Linked DNA regions of Homo sapiens: region 2 is linked to region 1. The links are chromatin loops, found by intact Hi-C in ENCODE. Cell type or tissue: gastrocnemius medialis. All regions are shown on one strand. Each heading gives the region's core, and the rest is flanking DNA. Links, peaks and the distances in the headings are about the cores only.

Region 1 (6,076 bases), core at 670-5,669:
CAGTGTGGAGGCGACATCCTCACACACGCACGTGTACACTCACAGATGCACGCGTATGATCCCATCAGTTGCATCCCCCACGCCCGGAGCAGTGCCGGATCCCAGTGGATGCCCTGACAGATGAGCGCCTGAGAAATGCCAAAGCTGCTCGCCAGGTGCAGGCGCAGCACATTGAGAAGGTTCATCCTTTCGGGAAGTGGCGTGGGAGTTCCCGCAGACACTCAAGTGCAGAAGAGGAAGGTTTCCTGCTGGAGGCCGGGCAGCTCCAGAACCATCCACCGTGGCCCGGGCCCCCCACCCCCGTGGGACTCTGCCAGCGATCACGACCGGAGTCTTGGTGCTGGGGATGCCTCCGGGACTTGGACAACCTCCAGCCTGGGACACACCTTGTATGAGCCCATTCTCACGCTGCTATCAAGAAAACCCAAGACTGGGTAATTTATAAAGAAAGAGGTTTAATTGACTCGCAGTTCTGCATGGCTGGGGAGGCCTCAGGAAACTTACAATCATGGCGGAAGACACCTCTTCACAGGGTGGCAGGACAGAGAATGTGTGCTGAACGGAGGGAGAAGGCCCCACGGGGATACTCACTCGTTATCACGGGAACAGCATGGGGGACCCGACCGCATGATCCAGTCACCTCCACCTGGTCCCGAGATTGACACGTGGGGATTATGGGGATTACAATTCAACCTGAGATTTGGGTGGGGACCCAGAGCCAAACCATATCACACCTGGAACAGGGGCGAGGAACTGAAAGGGGGTCTCTGGAGGACCAGCAGATGGAGGATGCAGAGAGGTGGAGGAGATGGGGGACCAGAAAGGATGGAGGACGGGGAGGGGTGCAGGAGACGGGCCTCCTGCAGGCTGAGCTGGGGAAGAGGCCAGGGCCCGGAAAAGGACAAGAGAGACAGAGATGAGCAGCACGTGGGGTGAAGGGGTGGAGGGGCCCAGGCCCAGGGGAGAGACAGAGAAAGGACAGAGAGATACGGAGAACAGAGACAGAAAACAGAGAGAGACAGAGAACAGAGAGAGACAGAGAACAGAGAGAGACAGAAAGAGATAGAGAGAAACAAGAGTAATGAGAGATAGAGGCAGAGATGAGAGAGACACAGAGAGACAGAAATAGAGAGAGACAAAAGATAAAGAGATAGAGACGGAGAGACAAAGAAGAGACAGAGAGAGACCAGGAGGAGAAGAGAGATTGGCAGAGGAGACTCAGGGGCTGGCAGGTGAACCTGGGAGGGGCGGCTCTGGTGAAGAAGGGAGTGAGGAGGTCTGAAGCCGGTTGCCCCGTGAATCTGAATTTCGCGAGTGTCCCGGGAGCCCCTCCGTGGCCGCCTCTGTCCCCCGGAGGCGCCCCCCAGGCCCTGGGGTCCCTCCCCGCGGTGGCTCCGGGGACAGGACCGCGCCCTCCACGGAGCCGCCATATGGCCGCGGGGACTTCCAGGGGGCAGCGGCCCCGCGGGGACTCGGGTGGGACTTCGGGGCCTCCCACCCTCCCTCTTTTTAACGTTTGTCAGATAAGATGACGCGGAATGAAAAGCGCGCTTGGAACGGAGCGGCCGTGGCCGGTGGGCTGGGAAGACCCCCGCGAGGGGAAGAAGCGAGCGCGCCCCCCGCCCCCGCCTCGGGCCCCCGGGAAGGCGGCGCAGCCACTGGGGAGTCTCAGTGCCAGGCGGCTCCGTGTCGCGTCTCTGCCCCGCGTTTCTGAGGCTCCAAGCTGCCGGGGGAGCTGGGGGTGGCTTCCGAACACGCCGAGCGGAGCCTCGCGGCCTCCGAGGGACCCCGTGCGAGGCGCCATTCCCAGCCGGGGACAAGGGGCTGTGCGGGGCTGGGGGCTCCGAGGCCGCGCGCTCCCGGGAGTGCCAGGCGGTGGTGGGGCCGCGGCTCCGGGGGATCGGGCTAGGGAGGGACGGGGACCCCCGGGCGGCGGCGACACCTCTTCCTGGAGAAGCGGGAGCGCGAGGCGGGGGCCGGACAGGTCTCACCTTCTCCATCCCGCTGTCCGCGCGTCTCATCCGCACCTGGAGGGCGCGTCTCCCACCGCGGGCGGGGCGGGCTGGACGCGGGGCCTGGGAGGGGGGAAGACGCAGGATCAGCGGCAGCGCGAACCCACAGCCCTGCAGGGTCCCCGCGCCTGGGCACGGACGCGTTTCGCACAGGAGGAGGCTCTAGCGTAAGCGCCGGGAGCGCTCGGAGCCCGGGCCATCTCGAGACACCTGAGGGCCTGGGGTGAGCCCAGCGCCCCACGACCCCTACCTTGTCCCCATCCCCCCGCCCCCCGCCCTCCACGCCCCGCCCCCCCGCCCTCCACGCCCCGCCCCCACGCCCCGCCCCCGCCCCCACGCCCCGCCCCCGCCCTCCACGCCCCGCCCCCCGCCCTCCACGCCCCGCCCCCCCGCCCTCCACGCCCCGCCCCCCCGCCCGCCCCGCCCCGCCCCGCCCTCGCCGGGCGCCCGCGTGGCGGGAACTCAGGAACGCGCCGCCGTCCCGCTGCTTCTCAGGGCTGAGCCAGGGACGCTTTGTCTTCGCGTCTGAATGACGGATTGACGGCCGTTTGCAGCGGCTCTGAAGCGAGTGCGGACGGTCTTAGGACGGTTTCCCTGACGGATGCGCTTCCGGGGGAGAAGTGAGGGGGGCACGGGGCGGTACTGGGGGCCCAGGGCCAAAGACGGGGAAGCAAGCGGCCTCTGGGGAGTGGTGGGCGGTGAGCAGCGGGGCGGGGGGGTGCACGCCGGTGGGAGAGGGCAGGGGAGGTGGGAGGAGGGAGGAGGGTGGGAGAGAGGGCGGGGGAGGGGGGAGGACGGCGGGGGAGGACCCCGGGATGGGAGCCGACACCCACAAGCCCCAGGTCCCTGGCCCAGCCTCACCCCAGGCGTCCATTCGTCCACAGCCAGGAGAGACACACAACATCGCCTGGGGCCACCTGCCCGAAGGTGCCCGGGAACACCCACGAAAACACAGAAACCTGGGCTTCGTTATGCAGGAGTTTTGTTCCTGAAGATGGCATTGCTTGCGACCTCCCTCCCCACCCCACTCCTTTCTCCGGGAACATGAACGTCTCTGGATTTCTCAATCTCTGAATTTGCCAACACCACGAAAATTCACACCCGATGCTTTGCAAGAGCTGCTATTTATAGGAGCGCTGGGTTTCAGTGGCTTCTCTCCAGAGTTGCAAAGTCACTCTCTAATGCAGCTGTTTCATCAGGCACCGCCCCGTGTCCTGGGCATCTGGTCTTTTTACATTCCTTTGGGTGCACCCATAATATTCTACTGGGGGCCGGAAGAGAGAATTTTGGGCTCCAATTTAGCTTCATCATGCAGAATCGACCTTCCTTTTACAAACTCATCCAGCCATCCACTCACTGTTTGTGTGAACTCAGCAAGTTACTGAACCCCCCAGGCTCAGTTTCCCCATTTGTAAGATGGGGCCGAGCAGCCCTTATGACGAGTCCGGGGAATTGTGAAGTCCCCGGTGCATGAATGTCACCGCGAATGTTGGCTGTATGATCACCAGTCACTCAGCAGCACTTGTGTGCACCTGCATGGGGGCCCCGGGCCCACCAGACTCGGAGGTGACCAATCTCAGTGCTGGTGAGAAGGGCTATGACAGGGGCCCTCCAGGGCACTGGCCCTGAGCCCACATCCCAGGCAGCAGTTAAAGCTGCCAAGGAGAGTGAAAAAAGCCACCCAGGAGCAACCCAGGGCTGGGTCTTGATGGGATGAATAGGAGTTTTCCAGGTAGAAGGTGGGGGAGAGGGACTCGTATGCAGTGGAGTCAGGAGTCATTCTCAGGGACAGGTGGAGTGCAGTGGTCTCTAGGAAGAGACAGGTGCCTCATACCACATAGAACAATTAGTTTAAAGTGGGTTAAAGACCTAGATGTAGAAATTCAAACTATAAATCACTGAGAAGACATGGGGTGAATCTTTTTGAGCTTGGTTTACTTAGATATGACCCAAAAAGCACAGAAACAAAAGAAAAAGATAGATAAACTGAATTCCTCAAAATCAACAAATTTTGTGCTTCAAAGGACACCATCAAGAAAACCAAAAAACAATCTGCAAAATGGGAGAACATATTTGCAAATCACTTGTCTATAAGAGACTTGTATCTGGCATATATAAAGGGGGTTATATTACACAAAGAACAATTGCAACTTGACAACGAAAAGACAAGCAGCTCAATTAAAAAATGGCAAAGGGGCCAGGCGCAGCGGCTCACGCCTGCAATCCCAGCACTTTGGGAGGCTGAGGCGGGCGAATCATGAGGTCAGGAGATCGAGACCATCCTGGCTAACACGGTGAAACCCTGTCTCTACTAAAAATACAAAAAAAATTAGCCACACATGGTGGCGGGCGCCTGTAGTCCCAGCTATTTGGGAGGCTGAGGCAGGAGAATGGCGTGAACCCGGGAGGCGGAGCTTGCAGTGAGCTGAGATCGCACCACTGCACTCCAGCCTGGGTGACAGTGTGAGACTCTGTCAAAAAAAAAGCAAAGGATATGAGTAGACATTTCTCCAAGCTGATGCACAAATGACTGATCAACACAAAAACATGCTCCACATAAGTAGCCCTCAGGGAAATGCACCCACTAGGGTGGCTACAATCTCTATTAATAATTTTGTTTAACTGGAAAACAGCAAGTGTTGGTGGGGATGTGGAGAAATTGGAAACTTCATTCATCGCTGGAGGGAATGTAACATGGTGCGGACACCGTGGAAAACAGTCGGGCAGTTGTTCCAAACGTTACACAGAGTTGTCACATGACCCAGCAATTCTGCTCCCACATATATGCCCAAGAGAACTGAAAGTGTGTCCACATTAAAAACCTGTCCACAAATGTTCATAGCAGCATTATTAATAATACCCCGATGTGAAATTAACCTACATGTCCATCAACTGATGAAACATGGGCTGCATCCATCCAACGGAATATTATCCGGCCATAAAAAGGAATGACATCGAGTTGAAGGCAGGGTCTTGAGGAGATATTTGCACACCCATGTTGCATGTTCATTGCAGCATCATTCATGAGAACTGAGAGGTGGAGGAACCCTGTGCGCTGAAATTGGGGCTGGCCGAGCCAGGTAGGAGGTGGACAGGCTCCCTGGCGGCTCTCCAGGGACGTCCTTCAGGGACAGCTTCGAGGACGTCCCATGAGCAGTGCCCATGTGGTCAAGGGCTTCAGTACCCGGCAGCAGCTCTCAGCCACCTTGACCATGAGCAAGGAGAGGACATATCTGGTGCCTCAAAAGAACATCTTTGCCTAAAGCTCATCTGGGAGAGAGAGCAAGCAGACTGCAAATTTCTGAAACTGCTTGAACCAAGTGCATGAATTTGGTGCATCCTGAAGTCCCTCTGCCCAGAGAGGGCTGCTAGTCTGTGCATGGCAGGATGGACCGCTGCTCTGAGTCACCTTTGCTGAGCAGCCAAGGCTGGGCTTCCCTTGGAATTGCTTCCGGAATGAGATATTCAGGGCCAGTCCTTGGCTGTAGTTTCTAGACTTCTCCTCGACAGGGCAGCTCCTTGGTGCAGCTCCTGCTGCACTGCTGGCCCCGGTCTGGCTCTCTTGGTGGCTGTGGCCACCCGTGCCATTGCATGGTCCTAACAGTCTCTGTGTATATTCAGCTTGCTTCCTGCTGTGGGGCCCCACTCCTACTGCAGAACTCAGCCCCTGGTTCAATGCTGACCTTTGTACCCCAGTCCCTTAACTACGCAGGCATCTTCCTGTGTGTGTGGTGTTTTGTAGGTATACATCTCTCTTTCAGCAGCTAGCTGAAGTATGATTTGCATACAACAAGCCGCATTTATCTAAAGTGTTATCAGTTGATATGTTTTGCCTTTTGCAAATGACACCAAAAGCATCACCACAATCGAGATAATAAACAGACCCCCCCAAGCCTCCAGTGCCGCTTACCTTCCTCCCGCCCTCTCCCTCCACTCTCTCTCTGCAGCCCACTGACCTGCCTTCTGTTTTCATAGGTGATATAGTTTGGATCTGTGTCCCCACCCAAATCTCATGTCAAATTGTAATCCCCAATGCTGGAGGTGGGGCCTGGTGGGAGGTGATT
Region 2 (6,076 bases), core at 602-5,601, 200 kb before region 1:
CTCTAGAGTTCTTTTAACAGCCTCATTGAGGTATAATTTACATACCATAAAGTTAACTTAAGTTTGCAATTAAATAATTTTTGGTAAAATTACAGGGCTGAGTAACCATCACCACAGTTTAATTTGAGAACTTTGCTATCATGCCCCAGAGAAGCCTCATGTCCACTGGCACTGCTCCCCATCCCCACCTCCAGCCTCGAGGCGGCCACCAGTCTCCCGCCATCTGTGTGGGTGAGCTGAATCATGCAAATGGAATCCCAGTACACGGGCTGTGTGCCTGTCCTATGCGGCGCAGTGTTGCGAACGTCCATCCATGGCGTTGCGTGTGTCTGCAGCTCCGTCCTCTTCATCACCAAGTGCAATTCCGTCCTGGGGAGATGTGCATCTGCCACTCTCCTTCCACCACTGATCCGCGGTTTGTGACTGTGACTTTTAGGACAGTGAGCTGGGCCTGTTCCTCAGCCGGGGGCCCCAGATTCCTGAGTTCATGGGCTGCCGTGTACCAGGCTCTGTGCTGGGGCGGAGGTCCAGAGATGGAGACACAGCCATTCCCGCTTTCCTAGAGCTGTCAGGCTGGTAGAGAAGGGCCCCAGGCAGCAGGAGAATTGAGGAGTGGGTGAGTGCGGCCAAAAGCAGGGGGCTCGGTTAGAGCAGGTATGAAGGGCTTTTCCAAGAGGGAAGGAGGAAGGAGGTGGCCCAGGAAGAAGCAGCAGCACATGCGGAGGTGTGAGCAGAGAAGCCGGCTGGCCCAGGTCTGCTGTATCTCCAGCGGGCAGCCCTGGAAGGTCTGGTTTCAGGAATAGCCTCTTTCCATCAGGGCTCCACCAGGGCACTCTTAGGCCTGGGTTTCAGAGGTGTTTGCCTAGGGTGGTGTTGCATTCAGAGTCCTCTTCTTTAAAAAAAAGTTTTCCATCATCCCTCCCGTTTCCAAATTAACCTTAAAAAGAGCAGTGGTCGGCCAGGTGCAGTGGCTCACGCCTGTAGTCTCAGCAGTTTGGGAGGCCGAGGCGGGCGGATCACGAGGTCAGGAGGTTGAGACCATCCTGGCTAACACGGTGAAACCCCGTCTCTACTAAAAATACAAAAAATTAGCCGGTCGTGGTGGCGTGTGCCTGTAATCCCAGCTGCTCGGAAGGCTGAGGCAGGAAAGTCACTTGAACCCGGGACGTGGAGGTTGCAGTAAGTGGGGATGGCGCCACTGCACTCCAGTCTGGGTGACAGAGTGAGGCTCCATCTCAAAAAAAAAAAAAAGCAGTGGTCGTGGATACATGGAGCCCTTTTTAGAATGAGCCTCCCCGTAAACCCCTAGCGACACCCCTCCCATTTCTCCTGCTCGGACTGACTACTAGGAACCCTTGCACAAGTGTCCTTGAAGCTGGGGGTGAGCCCACCAGGGGAGCTGCAGACGGCCTCCCCTGGTCGGGGGCTGGTAGACAGCAGGGCTGCGTTTCTCATCACGAGTGTATCTGAGACAGCGCAGCCCCCACCTTTGCCACCACCAAGTGCCACCCTTGTGTCCTGGCTCATGAGGGCCTCTTCCCAGCCCTGGGAAAGCCAGCCACCCTAGGGGTCTGCCTGCCAAGTGCTGCTGTCAGATCGAGCAGGGGCTTGGTGTACCACCAGACCCCCTCTCCAGAGGAAGCTGTGGTCTCTGCTGCGGTCATCCGGTACGGGAGGAGGGGTGTTGAGGCCACTGTGAGGGAGGACCCCTGTGCCATGCCCCTGTCACCCCAGTGTTTCTCCTTTGTCCACACAGCGGTCTGGGTTAGAAACACCAGGGCCCACTGCAACTTTTGTTAGGGCCACTTAGTGCTGGTTGGGAGCCACAGGGCCGTGGCCTTTGTTTCTCCGTGGTGATTACTGCTTGTGCAGCCTCCTGCCAGTGCTAGACCTGTCTGGAAGGGAAGGGCGTGTGCTGTTCCCGTCTGTCTTTGGCCAGAAGAGCCTCCCATTCTTTGCCTTCACCATGTTTGTTTTTTTCTGCACAGGATTTCTCCTGGCTGGGGCACACCCATTGGTGTTCAGTGGAAGTAGAAACAATTGGAACAAACAAAATGTGGAAGCTTAAAGAGAAAAGAAGGAGATGGTGGGCAGGGCTTCCAGGCCACGTGTGATCTGTGGCACTGCTTGGCCTGTGGACTGTGGCCACAGTCGCGTTGCTGTCCCTGGCTCCCTTCTCTTTGAAGGTCTCCTTTGCCAGCGCACACGGCTCCCTGGGCTGGAATGTCTGTTCATTCATCCCTGCAGTTGTTTGCGGATGTCCCGGGGCTAACGTGAGTTAGTTAATGTGAGTGAGTTAAGTGCCGCAGCTCCTGTTTTTCGCCCTGCGTGGTGGTGATTTTGGTCTGTGTCATCGAGCATTTCGCTGTGGTGGGCGGGGAGGCAAAGAGCTCCCACAAAGGTATGCAGCTTTTCCCTGCAGAAAGCAGGCAAGCTGGAGGGTTGGAAAGCATGGAGGCACCATGCTGTTTCCCTTTTGCCCGTGACCTTTGCGGGTTGGGAGACTTTTCTTCCAAGCACCCTTTCAGCAGCGCCTTTTCCCCTCCAGACATGGTGGCTGTGCAGGCTGTGGGCTGGCAGACCCTATCCCCACAGCAATGCAATCTCAGGAGCCCAGGTGGGGCTGTTGTCTCGGGGTTTGGCCTGCACCGTCTACGGAAGCTCCTAACTCCTGCTTTGCTGGGACTTGTCCTCAGCCCATGGAAAGGCCTGATGGTGCCAGGTGGCCCTGAGGAGCCAGATGCCTGAGCCTGGGGCCAGGCCTGGGCGTGAGCCCAGGAGCATAAAATTAGCTCCGGCGTGGGTTGAAAGCTGCTGGCGTGAGCATGGCTTGTCTGTGTTGAGTTTGTCTTGCACAGCCCTGGCCTCTCCCCACAGCCTGCGGCCAGCCCTCTACATGGGCGGCCGCTCTGGGTTCCTCCTCCCGGCACATCTGCCCTTCTGCTGCGTGCCCTGTTCTTTGTGCCACATGTGACAGGACCATTTGTCATAGCAGTGGTGTCATGAAATACAAGAGTGTGGGCCTGAGAATCTGGGTTGAGTCAGGTTCCTGTTGGAGGCCTGCATGCGCGCAGCCTGCTCTGAGTGCTCCGGACACGCGTGAACAGAGGCAACAGGAGCCACCCCTGGGCAGCTTCCCCACTGCCGAGGGGGACGGGAGTAAGGAGGTGTGGGATGGGGTGCCTGGAGGGGGTGCGTGGGAGAGCTGTTTGAATAGGAGCTCTAGAAGGCCTCTTTGAGAAGGTGCTGTTGAGCTGAGACCTGCGGAGGTGAGGGAGGGGACTCGCCATGCAGGCCTATGGAGGGAGCCCTGGCTCCCTGGTGCTTTGTCTCAGAAGGGCTGCCTTTGCCTCCTCCCCCTCATGGTTCCAGGGACACGTGGGTTTTTATTTAATATTTTTCAGTCGATTGTCGTCTTTAATAATATTTTGATGAATGGGCTGTGTCAAATTTAGCCAGCAGGAGCGCATGTGACTCAGCTCCCGTATCAGTTGAATAGACGAAGGGGCAGGGAGGGAAGCCTCTGTGAGCAGGAACTGGTGAGCCTGGCTGTGTATCACCTGGATAACCTCTGAGCTGAAGAGCTGTGCCAGCAAAGCCCTTGAGCTCATGTGGGCATGGGGGACAGTCTGAGGACAGGAGGAACAGCAAGGAGACCTCAGGCTGCGCTCAGGAGGCTTCGGTGGCAGGTCAGATTGCTCTTACAATTTGGCAACCATCTTATGAATATTGTGGGTTAAAAGAAATAATCAGTGTCACCGGTAGCCAAGTTTTTAATGTTAAAAAAGATGACAATATAGAATAAAATGAACCCCTGCAGGGTTCCGTGGGGAGTATTACCATGAGAGCATCATTCTGTGCGTAGGCTGTGCTCCCTGCCAGCGGTGGGCTTCCCAGCAGGCGGCCTTGGCTCTGCGTGTGACATGCTCAGCCTGCAGCACCGTGTGCCCTCCTGAGCAGCTCTGCTCTGGTGGATGCTCTCAGCAGAAAACACACAACTTCGTGGTCCCCTCTTCTGCCCCTGGGTGGGCCAGGGTGCGGGTGTGCATCCCATGCCCAGGACTGCCAGGCAGGCCGCATGGTCAGCCACCAGGGTCAGGTGTCAGGCGCTGCTCCAGACGCGTGCGTCTCTGATCTTGGGCATGGCTCAGCAGCCTCCGGCTTGGCCGTGGGTGGTTCCTGCTCACCTGTTTCTGAGTGACCAACCCTGAAACTTCTGGGCCTAACATGAGGCCTCATCACCTTTCCCGCATCTGTGGGCTGGTGGGTGGGGCTCTGGCCCCACAGGTTATTCCTGCACTGCCACCCGTGGTGGCTGGGCTGGCAGCCCTCAGGGGCCTTGCTGTCATGGGTGTCTGCTGGGGTGCCACAGTTTCCCCCACATGGATCTCTCCAGGCAGAGTTTTATATCCTCACCCTAGAGCAGAGTTTTTGGACTTCTTGCTCTCAGGACCCCTTAAAGTCCTTGTTGAGGCTGGGCATGGTGGCTTCTGCCTGTAATCCCAGCACTTTGGGAGGCCAAGGTGGGAGGATCACTTGAGACTGGGAGTTCAGGACCAGCCTGAGCAACATAGGGAAACCCCATCTGTACAAAAAAGTAAAAAGAATTAGCCAGATGTGATGGTGTATGCCTCTAGTTCCAGTTGTTTGGGAGGCTGAGGCGGGAGGATTGCTTGAACCCAAGAGGCTGAGGCTGCGGTGAGCTCTGCACCGCTGCACTCCAGTCTCAGTGATAGTGAGACCCTGCCTCTAAAATTAAAAAAAAAGTCCTTATTGAGTTTACATGATGGAGCTATGAATATTCATCTTTCAGAAATTAAAATTGAGAATGTAAAACAACTTTAATTCATTTAGAAATAATTAAAAACCCAGTATATCTTAACATAAGTAATATTTTTAAAATTAAAAAAAAAACCTATTATCTTCTAGAGTCAAATAAATAGAGTGGCTTTACTTTTTGCAAATCTCGAGAGCTGGATCTGTCAGGTTCTGTGTTTATCCTGCTGTAATTTTACAGGCCAGGTGGCTTCCACAAGGCTTTGGCACATGGCACCTTTGTGGTACTGTAAAGACAGTGCTAACCTCATGGTCCCAGACCACACTTTGGGCTCTAGGACTCCCCACGTGGCCTCTCTTTGCCTCTGCCGGGACGGCCTTCATCCCAGGAGAGCCATCATGAAAATGGCTGGAAGACAATACATCCTTTCAGCCACCTTCTGTTGGTCAGGGAGTCACGGAGCCACCTGGATCTGGGGGTGGGAGTGGTTAAGAGTGGACAGCCTGCCTCTGGATGGAGGAGGGCTCTAGGAGGCCCTGGTCCTCCTGCCTCCTTCAGGAGGCCCTGGCTGGTCACCTCAGAGACCAAGGCCTTTTCTCTCTCCCTCTAACTTCTGGGCAGGGCTCGGCCCTCCTCACGGGCTACCTTCCTCTTCCTGCCATTTAGTTTTCCTCCCAGGGCGTGCAGCCCGGCACTACTGTGGGCCATGGGGTTGTGCAGGTGGGGCAGGTGCTGTCTCCGGGTACCACCGAGGGCTGCCGAGGCAGAGCCAACACTGGACAGCCCGCGTTTCCATTGCTGAGCTTTCATGGTGCCCGCTCAGGTGAGCGTCGGCCTGTGCAGGCCATGGCCCAACGTGTTCTGTGGCTTCACCCAAGCTTTCAGCTTGATTCAGTCCAGTGTCACTGTGACAGGGCTTCAGTGTGGCCCGGGAGACGCCTCTAGGGAGAGGCTGCTCAGGCAGCCCCTCGTTTAGGAAGAGTTCCTGAGCCCTAGTCGCCGGTCTGAGGGGGTGTCGGTACTCAGTGCTGGCCTGGACTGTCTTGGGAGGTATGGGGAGCACACCCCGGAACCCACCGAGCCACACTGCCTGGGACTTACCAAGCAGCAAGCTGGCCCTAGCAAAAATGGCAGAAATCGTATAAAACAGGCTACGAGCAGATAAGCTGCTCCTGTGTGGCTGTGTCCGCGGTGTTTTCAGAAGCCGCTGTTTGTGGGCTTTTGTCCTTTCTCGTGTTTGGTCAGGCTTCTCTGTGGAGGCACTGCACGCCCCTTCACCAGACGTCTCTCTGCACTGGC

The links. A loop is a pair of places that touch in the nucleus more often than their neighbours do. Peaks named below come from ENCODE experiments on the same cell type or tissue, not always from the same donor. Only the 100,000 strongest peaks of a DNase experiment are listed, where the experiment ranks them.
Region 2: it touches region 1 in a loop (1.9-fold over the local background); 1 of 110 quality-filtered maps calls a loop at or near these places.

What each region holds. Positions count from the first base shown.
Region 1 is chr11:1,333,061-1,339,136 of GRCh38, reverse strand. LOC124902606 (a long non-coding RNA gene) reads left to right here and starts at 2,440. Exons shown (of 2, transcript XR_007062545.1): 1 at 2,440-2,632; 2 at 2,897-5,904. In gastrocnemius medialis, for the core only: no CTCF peak of the experiment used is centred there; DNase peaks (open chromatin) are centred at 2,006, 2,556, 3,156, 3,496 and 1 weaker place; H3K4me3 peaks cover 2,342 bases; H3K27ac peaks cover 2,276 bases; H3K27me3 peaks cover 238 bases.
Region 2 is chr11:1,529,046-1,535,121 of GRCh38, reverse strand. No RefSeq gene overlaps it. Among named protein-coding and RNA genes, the nearest start is that of DUSP8, 40 kb to the left of the region's middle. RefSeq lists an enhancer at 2,602-3,102. In gastrocnemius medialis, for the core only: a CTCF peak has its summit at 3,478; DNase peaks (open chromatin) are centred at 2,921, 3,531 and 4,130; H3K4me3 peaks cover 835 bases; H3K27ac peaks cover 4,707 bases.